2 separate regions of the Homo sapiens genome follow, and region 2 is linked to region 1. Evidence: chromatin loops called from intact Hi-C (ENCODE). Cell type or tissue: ascending aorta. All regions are shown on one strand. Each heading gives the region's core, and the rest is flanking DNA. Links, peaks and the distances in the headings are about the cores only. Region 1 overlaps MAP4 (microtubule associated protein 4). Region 2 overlaps MAP4 (microtubule associated protein 4).

The links. Hi-C counts contacts between places; a loop is a spot of excess contacts. Peaks named below come from ENCODE experiments on the same cell type or tissue, not always from the same donor. Only the 100,000 strongest peaks of a DNase experiment are listed, where the experiment ranks them.
Region 2: a loop joins it to region 1, with 2.4 times the contacts of the local background. A loop is called at or near these places in 6 of 110 quality-filtered maps.

Annotation. Positions count from the first base shown.
Region 1 is chr3:47,986,117-47,994,454 of GRCh38, reverse strand. The region is part of intron 2 of MAP4 (microtubule associated protein 4); the gene reads left to right. Among named protein-coding and RNA genes, the nearest start is that of MAP4, 26 kb to the left of the region's middle. In ascending aorta, for the core only: a CTCF peak has its summit at 4,309 (motif pointing right); a DNase peak (open chromatin) is centred at 4,364; H3K27ac peaks cover 2,744 bases.
Region 2 is chr3:47,894,254-47,902,591 of GRCh38, reverse strand. All of the region lies in intron 10 of MAP4 (microtubule associated protein 4), which reads left to right. Among named protein-coding and RNA genes, the nearest start is that of MIR1226, 49 kb to the right of the region's middle. In ascending aorta, for the core only: no CTCF peak of the experiment used is centred there; no DNase peak of the experiment used is centred there; H3K27ac peaks cover 1,803 bases.

The DNA of each region.
Region 1 (8,338 bases), core at 195-8,194:
AGCTAGCTTCTTTCACCTATGACTGATGAGGGTAAGTTAATATTAGGATGGGAAGAGCATCTCAACCATGACTAGTTGCTACCATATTTACATCTTATCATTCCTTTCTTCATACTAGGTTTTCTTTGTTTATGTTAGTCAGTCAAAGAACAAATGTCTCCACCGTGCATTATGGATTAAGAGAGAATAGATTTTCCCGTTTTCCATTAAGGAATCCAAATTTTTTGGAGTAAATATTTGTTTTTCTTTTGTGCTGGGATTATAGGTGTGAGCCACTGTGCCTGGCTTTTTTACATTATTAAATGAAGAAAAATGAAGAAATGAAGAAAAATGGATGCCCTTTAAAGTTTTTTTTGGTTTAAGTTTTTAATTTTTTGTTGCTACCAAAGATTTTTTTAAAGATTAGGAAACAAAAAAGAAGGAACCAAATCAGGACTGTTGTAAGGTGGTTGCCTAATGATTTCTCATCAAAACTGTCACAAATTATCTTTGTTGATGAAAGGAATGAACAGGAGCATTGTCCTGGTGGAGAAGGACTCTCTGATGAAGCTTTCCTGGCTGTTTTTCTGCTAAAGCATTGGCTGACTTTCTCAAAACACCCTCATAATAAGATGTTGTCATTCTTTGGCTCTCCAGAAAGTCAACAGACAAAGTGCTTTGAGCATCCTAAAAAACTCTTGTGTTTGCTCTTGACTGATCCACTTTTGCTTTGACTACAGCACTTACGCCTCTTGGTAGCCATTGCTTTGATTGTGCTTTGTCTTTAGGATTATACTGGTAAAACCATATTTCATCTCCTGTTACAATTCTTCAAAGAAATGCTTCAGGATCTTGATCCCACTTGTTTAAAATTTACATCGAAAGCTCTGCTCTTTGCAGCTCATCTGGATGCAACCATTTTGGCACCAGTTGAGTGGAAAGTTTGCTCAATTTTAATTTATCAGCCAAAATTGTATAAACTGAACCAATTGAGATGTCTGTGGTATTGGCTATTGTTTCTGCTAATTGTCAATCCTCTTCAATTAGATCATTCTTTTTTCCTCTCAAATTGATATTGGTGGTCTGCCACGGTGGGCTTCATCTTCAACATCATCTCCTCCTTTATTTTTTTTCTTTTTTTGAGACAGAGTCTTACTACATTGCCCAAATTAGAGTATAGTGACTATTTACAGGTGTAACCATAGCACACTACAGCCTTGAACTCCTGGGCTCAAGTGATCCTCCTGTCTCAGCCTTCCAAGTAGCTGGGACTATAGGTGCGGACCACTGCATCTGGCTGATGTCTTAAAACAAGTTATTCATGTGTAAACTACTGATTTGTTTGGGGCATTGTCCCCATAAACTTTACACAAAGCATCAGTGATTTCACCATTCTTTCATCCAAGCTTCACCATAAATTTACCATTTGCTTTTGCTTCAATTTTAGCAGAATTCATGTTGCTTTATTAGGGGCTCTTTTCAAACTGATGTTTTATCCTTTTTAGTGCTTCAAACTAGATCCTGTTCAGACGTGTTATAACAAGTTAGTATGAGCTTTTTTTTTTTTTTTTTAAGATGGAGTGTCTCTCTGTCACCCAGGCTGGAGTGCGGTGGCACAGTCTCGGCTCACTGCAACCTCTACCTCCTGTGTTCAAGAGATTCTCCTGCCTCAGCCTCCTGAGTAGCTGGGCTTATAGGCACATGCTACCATGCCCAGCTAATTTTTGTATTTTTAGTAGAGATGGGGTTTCGCCATATTGGTCAGGCTGGAGTATGAGTTATTTTGATACAAAAAAACTCCCTTGAAATCCATGAATAATTTTTTCATAGAATGCATTTTCCACGAACTTGTTGAAGATACCATGTTTAAAGTTTATAATTATAGCTGGGCGTGGTAGTGTGCGCCTGTAGTCCGAGCTACACAGGAAGCTGAGGTAGGAGGCAATCACTTGAGCCCCAGAGGTCGAGGCTGCAGTGAGCCATAAAAGCACCACTGTGCTGCAGCCTGGGTGACAGAGAGAGACCCCGTCTCTAAAAATAATAATAATAATAAAGTTTATAATTATGATAGGTTGTAAATTACTACATTTTTTCCATACCAGCTTCCTAAAAGTTGTAGAAGTCTTAACTTAAAGGAAGGGGTGATGGCTGTTTGGAGACATCAAATAAGAAAAACGAAGGAAGCCGCCTTATTTAGTCTTGTAGAAATCTGGTGCAATTAGTGAGTTCTTTATGAATGGAGACTTCTCTGCTGTGGGTCTGATTTTTATACATTATCGGACTGATGGTTTTTGCCATAATGACAGGTTTCATATTTGTGTTTTTCCTGGAGAACATTCTAAACAAGATGTTCTTCTGAATACATCTTTAGAAGTGATGGAAGGGCCCTAGACTTCATTAATGTTTTATTATACATCTAACTTTAAGTTTGATTTTGTTCTTAGATGAGGTTCAGTAAACTACTGCTGATTGCTGACACTTTTTTTTTTTTTGAAGACAGGGTCTTACTGGGCGCGGTGGTTCACGCCTATAATCCCAGCACTTTGGGAGGCTGAGGCGGGTGGATCACCTGAGGTCAGGAGTTCGAGACCAGCCTGGCTAACATGGTGAAACCCTGTCTCTACTAAAAACACAAAAAAATTAGCTGGGCGTGGTGGTGGGCACCTGTAATCCCAGCTACTCAGGAGGCTGAGGCAAGAGTAATCACTTGAACCCGGGAGGCAGAGGTTGCCGTGAGCCGAGATCGTGCCATTGTTGCACTCCAGCCTGGGCAACAAGAGCGAAATTCCGTCTCAAAAAAAAAAAAGAAAAGACAGATTCTTTCCATGTCACCTAGGCTGGAGTGCAGTGGCACAATCATAGCTTACTGCAACATCTAACGTAACTCCTGGGCTCAAACGTTCCTCCTGCCTCAGGCTCCTGAATAGCTTGGACTACAGGTGCGCGTGCCTTGCTTATCCTTTTATTTTTATAGCGACAGTCAGACTGTGTTCCTCTGGCTGGTCTGGAACTCATGGCCTCAAGCGATCCTCCTGCCTTAGCCTCCCAAAGCACTGGGATTACAGGTGTGAGCCACCACACCCAGCCTAGTGCTCTCGATATGTTCTTACAACAGGCTTAGTTAGGCCAACCAGTGGAAGTTTATCAACCATTTTCTTGCCTCTAGATATAGAAGGGACGGTTGAGTAGGTTACACATAATAGAACTCTTTGAACAATGGTGTTTTATTTCCTTTAATTCTTACATGTCCACCCTAATTGTCTTCAACTTATAAAATGAGAAGTAAGAAAGCAGGGTTGCTTTTATGGCATTTATGACAAAGTAGGAAAATTGCTTTTTTCTCTAAGTATGATTTCTGCCTTCATGCCTGGCAACACAAGAACCCCCCGACCTTTATTCCTTTTCTTTGGATCTACTATACTCATTTCCTTTTGCACTTCAACTTATTCTTGCTTCTACAAGTATTTTATCTTAGCATTGCCTGTGTAAACCATCTAAATACCAATACCTAGAAATAAAATTGGTGTCAAACTCTTCTTCTAAAATGCCTATCACCTTGGGAAACAATTCTCAAATACTTTTTCAGGATATGTGTACTACTTGTTTTGCACCACGGCTGTAATAAGAAAAAAATAAAAAGAAAATTATGTACTTCCTGACTTTTTTCCTTAAAAAATGGTGTTTTCCTTAATTGTTCATTATCAGCATTATATGGCCCTATTTTCTAGGTGAGGGAGACAAAAGATAGAACCCTTTCTCTTAGATGTGAATGACGAAGCAAACATCTGTGACTCTTGTTCTTTCAGATGATCATCTAGCACAGTATTGACCCTCAGACACAAATAGCACATTTATGGAACAAGTCACTTAATTTTTCTGTTCTCTGTGTGATTAAATAGTTCTTCTTCTGAAGTCGAGAAAATGCTTTCTCCTCAACATTCCATAAGGCCTTTGAAGCTAAAAGCTTATTCCCATAGAATAAGAAGTTAACACAGGGCAATGGCCTGGCTAAGTTTTTTGCATTTTTAGTAAAGACAAGGTCTCACTGTGTTGCCTGGACTGGACTGGTTTTGAACTGCTGGGCTCAAGTGATCCTCCTGCCTTGACTTCCCATAGTGCTGGGATTACAGGTGGGAGACACCGTACCCTGCCACACACCAGCAGTCTGTTTTAACAAGCCATAATAGGTGACTCGGATACACATGCATGATTGAGAAACACTAATCCATGGAAAAGGGCCTAAGTGACAACTATTAATAGATACTGCAGAATTTCTCCTTAATACACTGGTATTTCTTTTGCAGAAAATTGCAACCAGCTTAATTGGCCAGTAGAGGGCAGTGTTGGCATGGGTCTGACAGCACCAGAGGGTTCCCTTGCATTGAGACCTGGCTGTTTTGCCCAAGGCTGACTCACAGCACACATGCCTTCTCAGGTTCTTGCTACTTCTCTGCCAAGCTGATTTGCCTGCTGTGGGAATCTGACATCTCCTGGGGAGAGGGAATCAACAAAATAAAGTAAATTTGAATATCTTTATATCTCAGAGAATGTGATTAGTTTCTAAAAAAAAAAAGTGTGCTATTTTCGATGCTGTGTGTATTTCACTGAGAAAGTTTTCATTTCATGAAATGGGGGTTCTCTGGGGAAGTCAGTCAGTGAGAAAACACATTATAGCATCTTTTGAATTAGGACTTTTCCAGTAATGTGCAGTATGATTAGGGTCCAGTATGTCTTATCTGGCAGGGAAATATACAAGCCTTTTTTCTACTTGTCAACCTTATTGTTTTTAGTGTTGTTACGTTGTTTTTATTCTCTCCTGGGCTTATATTTTTAGATTGTGAGGTGTTGTATGTATAGTAGAATCCAGCTTCTCTTCTTCCTTTCTAACCTCTTCTTGCTTTCATTTTATTTTATTCTAGTAAAGTTTCTTGATCAGCCTACAGTTATTCTATAGGTGGTTGATAGATAAATTTACAGTTGGTCAACATATAGTTAATAACAGTGAGAATAACAATAGCTAATAACAGTGAGAATAACAATTACTATTTAGCACTGTACAGTTGACATCCTGTATTACTGCATTTAGTCCCACTTCCCAGGTGAAGCTTAAGTATTAGAAATGAGAAGGTTGCATTTGATCATTTAGTTAATAATGACAGCACAACCTGAACCCAGATCTTCTAATCTCACTTTTATTTTTATTAAACAATTAAAACAATATTTTTTAAATAGAGATGTGGTCTTGCTATATTGCCCAGGTTGGTCTCAAACTCCTGGCCTCAAGCAGCCCTTCCGCCTAGGCCTCCCAAAGTGCTGGGATTACAGACATGAGCTACTGGATCTTCTCATTTTAAACCCCTGTTCTGGCTGGGCATGGTGGCTCATGCCTGTAATCCCCAGCACTTTGAGAGGCTGAAGCAGGCAGATCACGAAGTCAGGAGTTCGAGACCAGCCTGATCAACATGGTGAAATCTCATCTCTACTAAAAATACAAAAAATTAGCCAGGCGTGGTGGTGCTCACCAGTAATCCCAGCTACTCAGGGGGCTGGGGCAAGAGAGTCTTGAACCCAGAAGGTGGAGGTTGCAGTGAGCCAAGATCGTGCCACTGCATTCAAGCCTGGGCGACAGCGAGACTCCGTCTCAAAAAATAAATAAATAAAATAAACCCCTGTTCTTTCTGTGAAACTATACCTTTTTCATGAACACATACTTTCTACTTGATCTAGTATCTCACTGATAGTTTTTAAAAACTAAAAATCCATTTTTTAAATTCAAATAGAATTATTAGATGTATGTTCAGGAAATGTAAAAGAATCTTGCTTCATTTCAATACAGAGCACAAACTGAGGGACTCTGCCACTAATTCACATGAGTTTGTAAAATATTTCACTTTCCTAGACAACTGTTTCACATCTACTCTCTGAAACTTCTGGCACTTGCTCTCCTGTTCATATTCATAAGTCATATTCATAAATTAATTGGCTTAATCAGAACAGAACTTCCACATGGTCCCACCACATATTTCCTCCTCACCTATGTTCATCTATGCCCTTATTGTCTGCTCTTTTTCTGTTATGGGTGAACTGTTCATGCTGTCACTCAGGCCACTGCTGTCACAGTTACCTCTTCTGTCTCCTGCATCATCAGTTCTTTTCTTTCAATTGGGTCATTCACCAGCATCAAACATACTATAATTTTTTTATCATTAAAAAAAAAATCCTGTCTGAATCTCACATCCATCTCATCTATCTTTTTGCTTTGCTTTCTTTTTTTTTTTTTTTGAGACGGAGTCTTGCTATGTCACCCAGGCTGGAGTGCAGTGGCGCGATCTTGGCTCACTGCAAGCTCCGCCTCCCGGGTTCACGCCATTCTCCTGCCTCAGCCTCCTGAGTAGCTGGGACTACAGGCGTGTGCCGCCACGCCCGGCTAATTTTTTGTATTTTTAGTAGAGACGGGGTTTCACCGTGTTAGCCAGGATGGTCTCAATCTCCTGACCTCGTGATCCGCCCACCGTAGCCTCCCAAAGTGCTGGGATTACAGGCGTGAGCCACCGTGCCCGGCCTGCCTTCTTTTAAAGAGACGTTTCTACTACCTGTCACCAATTCCTTTCCTTCCATTTCCTCTTGAATTCACTCTCATCAGACTTTAACATATGCATGACCCCAAAACTTCTCTTACCTAAAGTATAAGGCCTTGATGTTGCCAAGGACAAATCCAGTATTACTCCAGGGGTTTTGCCTGAGCAACTGAAAGGAAAGAATTGCCATCATCTGAGATGGGGAAAGCTACAGAAGGAGTAGGATTTGAAGGGAAGAGAAGAAATTTAGCTTGGGATATGTTCACATTTAGTTACCTGCTAGTCATCGAAATGGAGAAGATGGATACACAGATAAGGAGTCCGGAGTTTGGAGGACGGTTCTGGGCTGGAGGTTGATGTTATATAAAGCTTTTGCTAGAGTTGTTGTTCTAAAATCCTTTAAGATTGGATTTAGATGTAACTTTCCAGAACATTCCCTGACTTCTGTTCCCTTTCCCTTCTAGACCTCCCACTACCCCCACACCCTGCCAGCCTTTCTTTTCATCTTCCTCTTGGTAAGTGCTTTTCTTCCCTGAACTTTCCTCTTTCCTCTGTGGTACTTGTAAGATCATAATTAAGCTATTTGTTATCTTACACTTATTAACATGCTCTAGCACAGGAATAATATTTTGTTTACTGCCATATTTCATGGAGAATGACACATTTAGCGAAAGCAGGATGGCACAGCATAATCAAAGTTTACTAGCGACCTCAAGTTTCTCAGGGTTAAGAAATCAAAGGTTACAGTGACAAGTGACCGGAGAGAATCATGGAGAAGCAGATCAAGTGAAATTATGAAGAATCTCATGGTTTGTGAGAAACTGAGGGCGCAGGGGTACTGAGAAACCTGGCCAGATCTGCATTAGAGACCACTGCTCTTGGCACATGATAGATGTGTAATCATTGCTTATTACACTGAATTGAAATGGTTTTTGTTTGTCAGTTTATTCAGGTTTGGGTTGTGTTAATGTACAGACTAACAAACAATTGTGTCTCCAAAATGGTAGATATTTATTTAGGGTAGGTGTACTTGGTCTAATCCTAAACCCTCTTAATAGTCTCATGATCATATTTAGGGAAGTTTATATATATGCATAAAAAATTAGTGTGACATTTTTGCAAAAATAGTTATTTTCTGACTTTGATTTGAAAACAGACTTTTATCTCATAACTAATAGTTCTTTTTGGGGAAAAAAAATATCGTACCAAAATGTATAGTTCATAATAATAGTACCCTAGTCTGAAAGAAGAGCAGGGGACCGGGACCCGGGGGCTCAAGCCTGTAATCTCAGCACTTGGGAGGCCGAGGCAGATGGATCACCTGAGGTCAGGAGTTTGAGACCAGCCTGGCCAACATGGCAAAACCCCGCCTCTACTAAAAATACAAAAATTAGCCAGGTGTGGTGGCATGCGCCTGTAATCCCGGCTGCTCAGGAGGCTGAGAAACGAGAATTGCTTGAACCCAGGAGGTGGAGGTTGCAGTGAGCTGAGATTGTGCCACTGCACTCCAGCCTGGGCGACAGAGTGACTCCATCTCAAAAAAAATACAAAAAAACCCCCCAAAAAACAAAAAACAAAGCAACAAAAAAACCACTTCATTGCTAAAAATATTCTGCAAGCAAGCCAGGATGGTGGTATGTACCTGTAGCCCTGCCCGAGCTACTTAATAGGAAGGAGGATTGCTTAAGCCTAGGAGTTTGAGTCCAGCCTGGGTAACATAGCAAGACCCCAAAGACCCCACCTCTTAAATAATATTCTGCAAGCAAATGACTTTGTTAAAC
Region 2 (8,338 bases), core at 331-8,330, 92 kb after region 1:
AGCAGTTCTCCTGCCTCAGCCTCCTGAGTAGTTGGGATTATAGGCATGTGTCACCACGCCCGGCTAATTTTTGTATTTTTAGTAGAGATGGGGTTTAACCATGTTAGCCAGGCTGGTCTTGAACTCCTGACCTCGTGATCCACCCACCTCGGTCTCCCAAAGTGCTGGGACTACAGGCATGAGCCACTGCGCCTGACTCCACTGGCTTTTTTTTACTACCATGCTGATGAAATTTATTGGGACTAGTCACACAACTAAAAATAGCTACCATTTATTGAACCTTACTATATACTCATTGCCATCCTAAACTCTTAACCTCCAAAAAATACTGTGTGGTCATTACCTTGTTTGAGCCAGAACATTTAAATATTCTTTGAAATGAATCAAGCAACAATTGATTATCCTACTTTGTTTTGTTAAATTTGTATTTATTTTTTTGAGACAAGGTATCACTTTGTCACCCAGGCTGAAGTGCAGTGGCATGATCACGGCTTACTACAGCCTCGACCTCCCAGGCTCAAGTAATCCTCCTGCCTCAGCCTCCCAAGTAGTTGAGACTACAGGTGTGCACCACCATACCTGGTGAATATTTTTTGTAGAGATGGGGTCTCACTCTGTTGCCCAGGCTAGTCTCAAACTTCTGGCCTCAAGCAATCCTTCCTCCTTGGCCTCCCAAAGTGCTGAGATTCTAGGTGTGAGGCACCATGCCTGGCTTGAATATCCTACTTTAAAAGAAGCTTCTTCCCCTCATATTCCCTCACCCTTCACTTGTACCCTCTGGTTGACAAATAGCATTGGGGGATTCTGAACACACTGTTAAAATAAAAACTTAGTTTTGATTTACAGTATTGCAGATATAGTTATTTCTTTAAGATATGGAGGTGACAGTAAGGGGGCTTCCATTCTTTTTTTTTTTTTTAAATAGGGTCTTGCTCAGTTGCCCAGGCTGGGGTGCAGTGGTACAGTCTCAGCTGACTACAGCCTCCGCCTCCTGGGCTCAGGTGATACTCCCACCTCAGTTGCAAGTAGCTGGAACTACAGGTGCGTGCCTCCGTGCCCGGCTAATTTTTGTATTTTTTGTAGAGGCTGGGTTTGGCCATGTTGCACAACCTAGTCTTGAACTCCTGAGCTCAAGTGATCCGTCCACCTCGGCCTCCTGAAGTGTATAAACATTGCCTATTGCTCTGCAAATAGCGGACACACAGCATGATTTGTACTTTTTAGTATTTAGTTTATTCATTCATTCAGTAGATACCAAGTGACATTACTCCTACTCTAAAAATAGACTAATAAAACACATTCTATACTCTTCAGAGATTCCAGGGTGGAAAACAGACAGTTTTCCTCTAGTAAGAGAAGTTTACTCCTCTGAAAAAGGATAGAAGTGTGAGCTAGATCCTATGGAAATACAGAGCAGAAAGGGACTAAGTTTTCCTACAAGACCTAGAGAAATCTTCACACAGGAGACTCTGAAAGTATGGCTAAGAGTTTGCTGAGCAAATTAAGGTAAAGAATTCTAGGGGACAGCTGTGTAAAGGCATGCATAGTGAAGTGCAGGTGCATGGAATAAAGTCAAGTTTGGGGAAACAGGGACATCTGTTAAACATTTTGAGATGAAATTGGGGAAAAGAAAGTAAGCTCCTAAAGGATCCTAGGGGTATTGTGTGCCTCTAAAAGCAGAAGATCTTAGATTTTTGCTTGAAGAAATGGGTTATCTTTCTACCTAGTTTAGTTGGATGATTCTCTTTTCTTTTGGGGAGGGCTATGGGAGGGTCCATACTAGACTTAAAAGAACAAAGACTTGATATTTCCAAGTTGTAGTTTTTAGAGTTGTTGTTGTTGTTGTTGTTGTTGTTTTGAGACAGTCTCCCTCTGTAGCCCAGGCTGGAGTGCAGTGGCGCCATCTCGGCTCACTGTAATCTCCACCTCCCAGGTTCAAGCGATTCTCCTGCCTCAGCCTCCCAAGTAGCTGGGACTACAGGTGCACACCACCGCACCCAGCTAGTTTTTGTATTTTTAGTAGAGACAGGGTTTCACCATGTTGGCCAGGCTAGTCTCAAACTCCAGCAGGTGATGCGCCTGCCTCAGCCTCCCAAAGTGCTGGGATTACAGGCCTTAGCTACCATGCCCGGCCTTTAGAGGATTTCTTATCCATAAGCATTTTCATGTCTTTGGTTCACATATATCAGATTATTCGCCTCAGCTTATTCATTCTGTCTGTTTGCTTCTCATCCTTTTTTTAATCAGGGAGAATCATGATTTATTTTCTTGAGTTAAAACATGAGAAATGTTTCTAAAATGTAGAATATGGTTTCTGAAATAGTTTTACCTTTATGTATGTATGTCTAAACACTTGGAACGTTTACTTCCAGGGAAGAAACTAGATTATAACTTGACAACTTTATCTTTTATTAACAAGGAGTGAGTGTCATCAATCATTGTTAATAGTAGAATTATTGACTTTCATTGTAATGATAATTGTTTCCTGGAGGCAATAACTGGGAACAGTTGGTCAATCTGGAAAGTAGTGTTGCCTTGGTAACTGATAAGAAAGAATGCAGAGAAACTAGTTGTCTGTCATGTATAAAAACCAAGGCCCTGAACAGGTTAAATACTAACTCCAAGCACAAGGCTAAAACAGAAATATCTGCCAGTACATGTACTGGGATTAGAGACCTGCAGGCTTTGCCAAGAGTCCTGGAAACCACCTTCTGCCCAGACACACAGGAATCCATGCGCTTTCTTCAAACTCAGACAGAATGGAATAGAACTTCACAATATTTAGCTCAAAGGACATTCCAGATCACCACCGCTTGGGTTGGGTTGAAGACAGCTTTAATGATGGAACGGATCAGGTCAAATGATGCAGATGCAGTGTAAAAGGAAACTACCCATCCTTTCACTGAGCAGATCTTTTTTGAAAGCTTATTTACTGTGAGTCAAGCACTGTGCAGTGCACCCACATGGCACAAATGCACAGTTCACATTCCTACCTTCTAGAAGCTCCTGGGAAAGTCATATAAATAAAAGATTACAGTGTGGTTTCTAAATTCTAAAAAGAGATAGAGTATTATGATAATATAAAGAACTCAGGAGGGGTTCAAAGAGACTTTGCAGAGGTGAGTGAGTAGGAATAGGACCTAGAGGCAAGGGGCCGGGTGCGGTGGTTCACACTTGTAATCCCAGCACTTTGGGAGGCTGAGGCAGGAGGATCACCTGAGGTTAGGAGTTCCAGATTAGCCTGGCCAACATAGTGAAACCCTGTGTATACTAAAAATACAAAAATTAGCTGGGTGTGGTGATTAGCTGGGACACCTGTAATCCCAGCTCCTGGGGAGGAAGAACCTAGAGACAAGGAATCCCAGTGGCAGCTGAATCTAGGACTTAGTCCTTCTGGTTCTTAAGTGTGTTTCTTTTTACCTAGGCAGGCTCACCCTTTTCAAACTTCATGTATTTACCTCATCCACCAACTTGATATAATTTTACAGTGGCTGGGAGATTGGAGTTTCTTGCTGTGGCTATTTCCTGTGGATAAATCTGCATCCCTGATTGAGATTATGTCTGTAATTCTTATTTGGACTGGAGTACTGAACTGGCCATTCTCAGGGTGTTCTGTGGGTTGTTTTGTTTTGTTTTTAAACAAGGTCTCTGTCGCTCAGGCTGGAGTGCAGTGGCGTGATCATAGTTCACTCACTGCAGCCTCAGACTCTTAGGTTTAAGTGATCCTCCTTCTTCAGCCTCCCAAGTAGCTAGTACTATGGGCATGCACCACCACACCTGGCTAAAAAACATTTTTTTCTTATTTTTTTTGTATAGATGTGGGTCCTGCTATGTTGCCCAGGCTCTTGAACTCTTGGCCTCAAGTGGTCCTCCCACCTAACCCTTCTAAAGTGCTGGTGTTACAGGCGTGGGCTACTATGCCCAGTCTTTCTTGAGTTTTACTAATTATTCTATACTAGGGTTTCCCCATCATTTGTCATCCAGGTGGCATTCACCTCATTTGGGGTGCAACAAAGCCATTAATTATTCTTCCATTTAATATCTTTGTATGCCTTGCAAAAGCAATAGTGTAATCTTTTTTTTTTTTTTTTGAGGCGGAGTCTCGCCCTGTTGGCAGGCTGGAGTGCAGTGGCGCGATCTCAGCTCACTGCAACCTCTGCCTCCCGGATTCAAGCAATTCTCCTGCCTCAGCCTCCCGGGTAGCTGGGACTACAGGTGCGTGCCACCACGCCCAGCTAATTTTTGTATTTTCACTAGAGACAGGGTTTCATCACGTTGGCCAGGATGGTCTCGATCTCTTGACCTCATGATCCACCTGCCTCTGCCTCCCAAAGTGCTGGGATTACAGGGGTGAGCCACCATGCCCAGCCTAGTGTAATGAAACTAGAAGCTACTCTGTCCCTTCCCCCTCTGTAAAAGCGTCTGGTTCTCTGCTTTTTCTTAGTGAGGCTGAATCTGTCTTCCTACTCAGAAGCCACATGAAAGGAAACTTACAGTGCTAAGGCACCATAGAAAGATATTAACATAAATCTAAGTTCTCTTAAGACTGGAAATTAGAAACAGAAGTTTGCTAAGGAATAAGTCACCCACATCTTACTCTTTGCATAATTAAAGCAGGACCATTCTTTCTTTTTTTTTTTTCCCCCCCCCGATATGGAGTCTCACTCTGTTGCCTGGCCTGGAGTGCAGTGGTGGGATCTCGGCTCACTGCAGCCTCCACCTCCCAGGTTCAAGCGATTCTCCTGCCTCAGACTCCCGAGTAGCTGGGATTACAGGTACCTGCCACCACACCCAGCTAATTTTTTGTATCTTTTTTTAGTGGAGACAGGGTTTCACCATGTTGGCCAGGCTGGTCTCGAACTCCTGACCTTGTGATCCGCCCGCCTCGACCTCCCAAAGTACTGAGATTACAGGCATGAGCCACTACTCCCGGCCTCAAACAAGACCGTTCTTAAGATATAAAGTAAACACCGAAACCAAGTGCATTGCCTCTTTTTCTCCCTTACTTCAAACACGCGTTTGCTCCCCTAAACACACATACATACACACACATGTGTATGCATACTGTGTATTAATTTGGGAGTTTTGGAGTGATCACAAAAGAATTAAATTATAATTCCAAATTAAAGTTTGAAGTACTTCAATGATCACAAAAAAGATACATTGGGCCGAGCGCAATGCCCACAGCTGTAATCCCAGCACTTGGGGAGGCCGAGTTGGGCAGATCACCTGAGGTCAGAAGTTCAAGACCAGCCTGGCCAACATCGTGAAACCCTGTCTCTACTAAAAATACAAAAATTAGTCAGGTGTGGTGGTGTGGGCCTGTAATCCCAGCTACTCCGGAAGCTGAGGCAGGAGAATCGCTTGAGCCTGGGAGGCAGAGGTTGTAGTTAGCCGAGATCATGCCACTGCACTCCAGCCTGGGCAACAAAGCGAGACCCCCTCTCAAAAAAATAAAGATACATCGAAAAGGAGAGTCATCTAGTGACTAAGATTAATTTTTGCTCAGCGGTTTGGGAAGACTGGCAGTCAGAAACCTAGCATCTTCTTTGTGGCTTTTCCATTAAGTTTTCACCATGTGATCATGGGCAAACCACTTTTTTTCTCTGGACACCATTTTGTTCCTCTATAAAATGAGGGGTCTGTTAGGGAAGCCTCAGCATTCTGACTCTGTACTGTCACACATACTTTAGTGTCTTTGCAGTACTGTTGATGGATATAATGGACCCTTGTCCTAAAAGGGATTCAGGGAATAGGTTATTTACTTTCCTTAGGCAGTGCCCCAGATTTTGAAATTTAGCTTTTCTTTTTCTCTTATCTGTTAGTGATTGCAATTACGATTTATATGTTGTTTCTTGTGAGTAGTAGTGGTTGTTTTGTTTTGTTTTTGTCTGTCTTTACCAGAGTGCAGCAGTTCTCCAGTCCAGGGACTTAGGCTTTCTCACTTTTGTTGTTGTTGTTGTTATTATTACTACACATCAGATTCCCTATAGGGAGTAGGAAAACCTACTTCATATATATATATGTACAGTTTCTTGGTTGTTTTTTTGTTTGTTTGTTTGGAGATGGAGTTTCGCTCTTGTTGCCCAGGCTGGAGTGCAATGGCATGATCTCCACTCACTGCAACCTCTGCCTCCCGGGTTCAAGCGATTCTCCTGCCTCAGCCTCCCGAGTAGCTGGGATTACAGGCATGTGCCACCACGCCCGGCTAATTTTGTATTTTTAGTAGACACGGGGTTTCTCCATGTTGTTCAGGCTGGTCTCGAACTCCCAACCTCAGGTGATCCTCCCGCCTCGGCCTCCCAAAGAGCTGGGATTACAGGCGTGAGCCACCGCGCCCGGCCTTCTTGGTTGTTTTTTTAAAGCTAGCATCAGTAGATACATTATGTATTTGTGTGTTTTAACTACTTTGTCAAATGCTTTTTATATATATTCCCTCAATCCTCACGGCTATGTGTTTTGTTGTACTCAGACCCCTGGGTGACCACCAAACTTATCTGTATGCCTGAGCACCTGGCTGACATGATGTCTTGGGTACTCGCCCCTTCTATGGGCTTGAACTTCTTGTTCTGACCGCCCCCCCACCCCAGATTGCTTCTTTCAACTCTCTGTCTCCTGAGCCTTGTAACTATGAAGCCAGTGCTTGGCCCAGTTGCTAGATGTTGACCTCATAATTATATTTTTTCAGTTTGACCACATTTCTGATCTACACAGTATGAACTGTAGTCTGGAATATGCACTTCTTTGTGCCTGACTAGCTTCATTCTTCTGGTTTCTGCTCTTGGTCTTTTGGCTGGTTCACATTTTGCAGTCTGCTGTTTATGGATAGAATTACTGAGGCAGAATATGTGATATCTGAAGGTAGCAGAGACCTGTAATTTTAGTTATTGCCTTAGCTGTTGGGTAGGGATGAACTAGTGAAGTGGGTCTGGGTAGGCTGGCCAGAACTAAAAATAATTTGGCTATAAGGAACAAGTTTCTATGCTTGTTCTTTGCCTTGGTATTTTCCACTTCTTCAGAATATAAGGGCCAACTACCACTTTCTTCAGACATGCTGCAACGTCCGCCATGCCCAGTCATGCCTCTGCCAATAGGCAGCACTCCCGCATGAGACAGAAAGGTTACTGAAGATACTGCCTAGTGGAGTCCCAGGTTGAAGTCATACTTTGAGCTGGACATAGCAGTGGGCCTGTGATTACTTGAATGGCTGTTTCAACTTCAGAAGTGAAAGTGGTAAAACTGAATCCAAGAGCACCTTAAAGATTCCCCTCCTTTTATAGAGGAAGAAACTGAAGCTAAGAGCAGTTAAATGAGTTTCTAAGACTCTTAACTATTAAGTGACACAGATTTTAAAATCTGGCCTTCTGACTCAAAGTCAAATTAATTTTTTCCCCACCATGTCAGTAAATTAAGGGTGTATATGTGTGTGTCGTTTGTGGGGGGTGACTAGTTTACACAGAATGGGGTTGTTGAGGCTTACCTGATTTCTAAGGTATTTTCCAGAGTTTTCCTCTGGTATATTCAGACTGTATTACAACAATATCTTCCTCACCCCCTTTTTTTTTTTTTTGGACAGGGTTTCCTCTCACCCAGGCTGGAGTGCAGTGATGTGATCACGGCCCACTGCAGCCTTGACTTACTGGGCTCAGGCAATTCTCCCACCTCAGCCTTCTGAGTAGCTGGGACCACAATTGTGATCACCATGCCCACCTAAATTTTTGTACTCTTTGTAGAGACAGGGTTTTGCCATGTTGCCCAGGCTGGTCTCAAACTCCTGGGCTCAAGCAATCTGCCCACCTCAGCCTCCCAAAGTGCTGGGATTACAGGTGTGAGCCATGGCACCCAGCCATCTCCAGACTTTCATAATTTTCCTCACATATTGTACATACTTAATTATATTATTCAATTATATGTATAAAAAAAGAAAGCAAGAATTCAACTATGTTGTATTACCAAGGCCTTTCTGTACCCAATCTCGCCTCATATTTTTTCTTTTTTTTTTATTTTTTGAGACGGAGTCTTGCCCTGTCGCCCAGGCTGGAGTGCAGTGGCGTGATCTCAGCTCACTGCAAGCTCCGCCTCGTGGGTTCACGCCATTCTCCTGCCTCAGCCTCCTGAGTAGCTGGGACTACAGGCACCCACCACCATGCCCAGCTAATTTTTTGTATTTTTTAGTAGAGACAGGGTTTCACCATGTTAGCCAGGATGGTCTCGATCTCCTGACCTCGTGATCCACCTGCCTTGGGCTCCCAAAGTGCTGGGATTACAGGCGTGAGCCACCACACCCGGCCAATCATATTTTTTCTTGTTACTAATTAGAATCATGATTCTCCTGGCA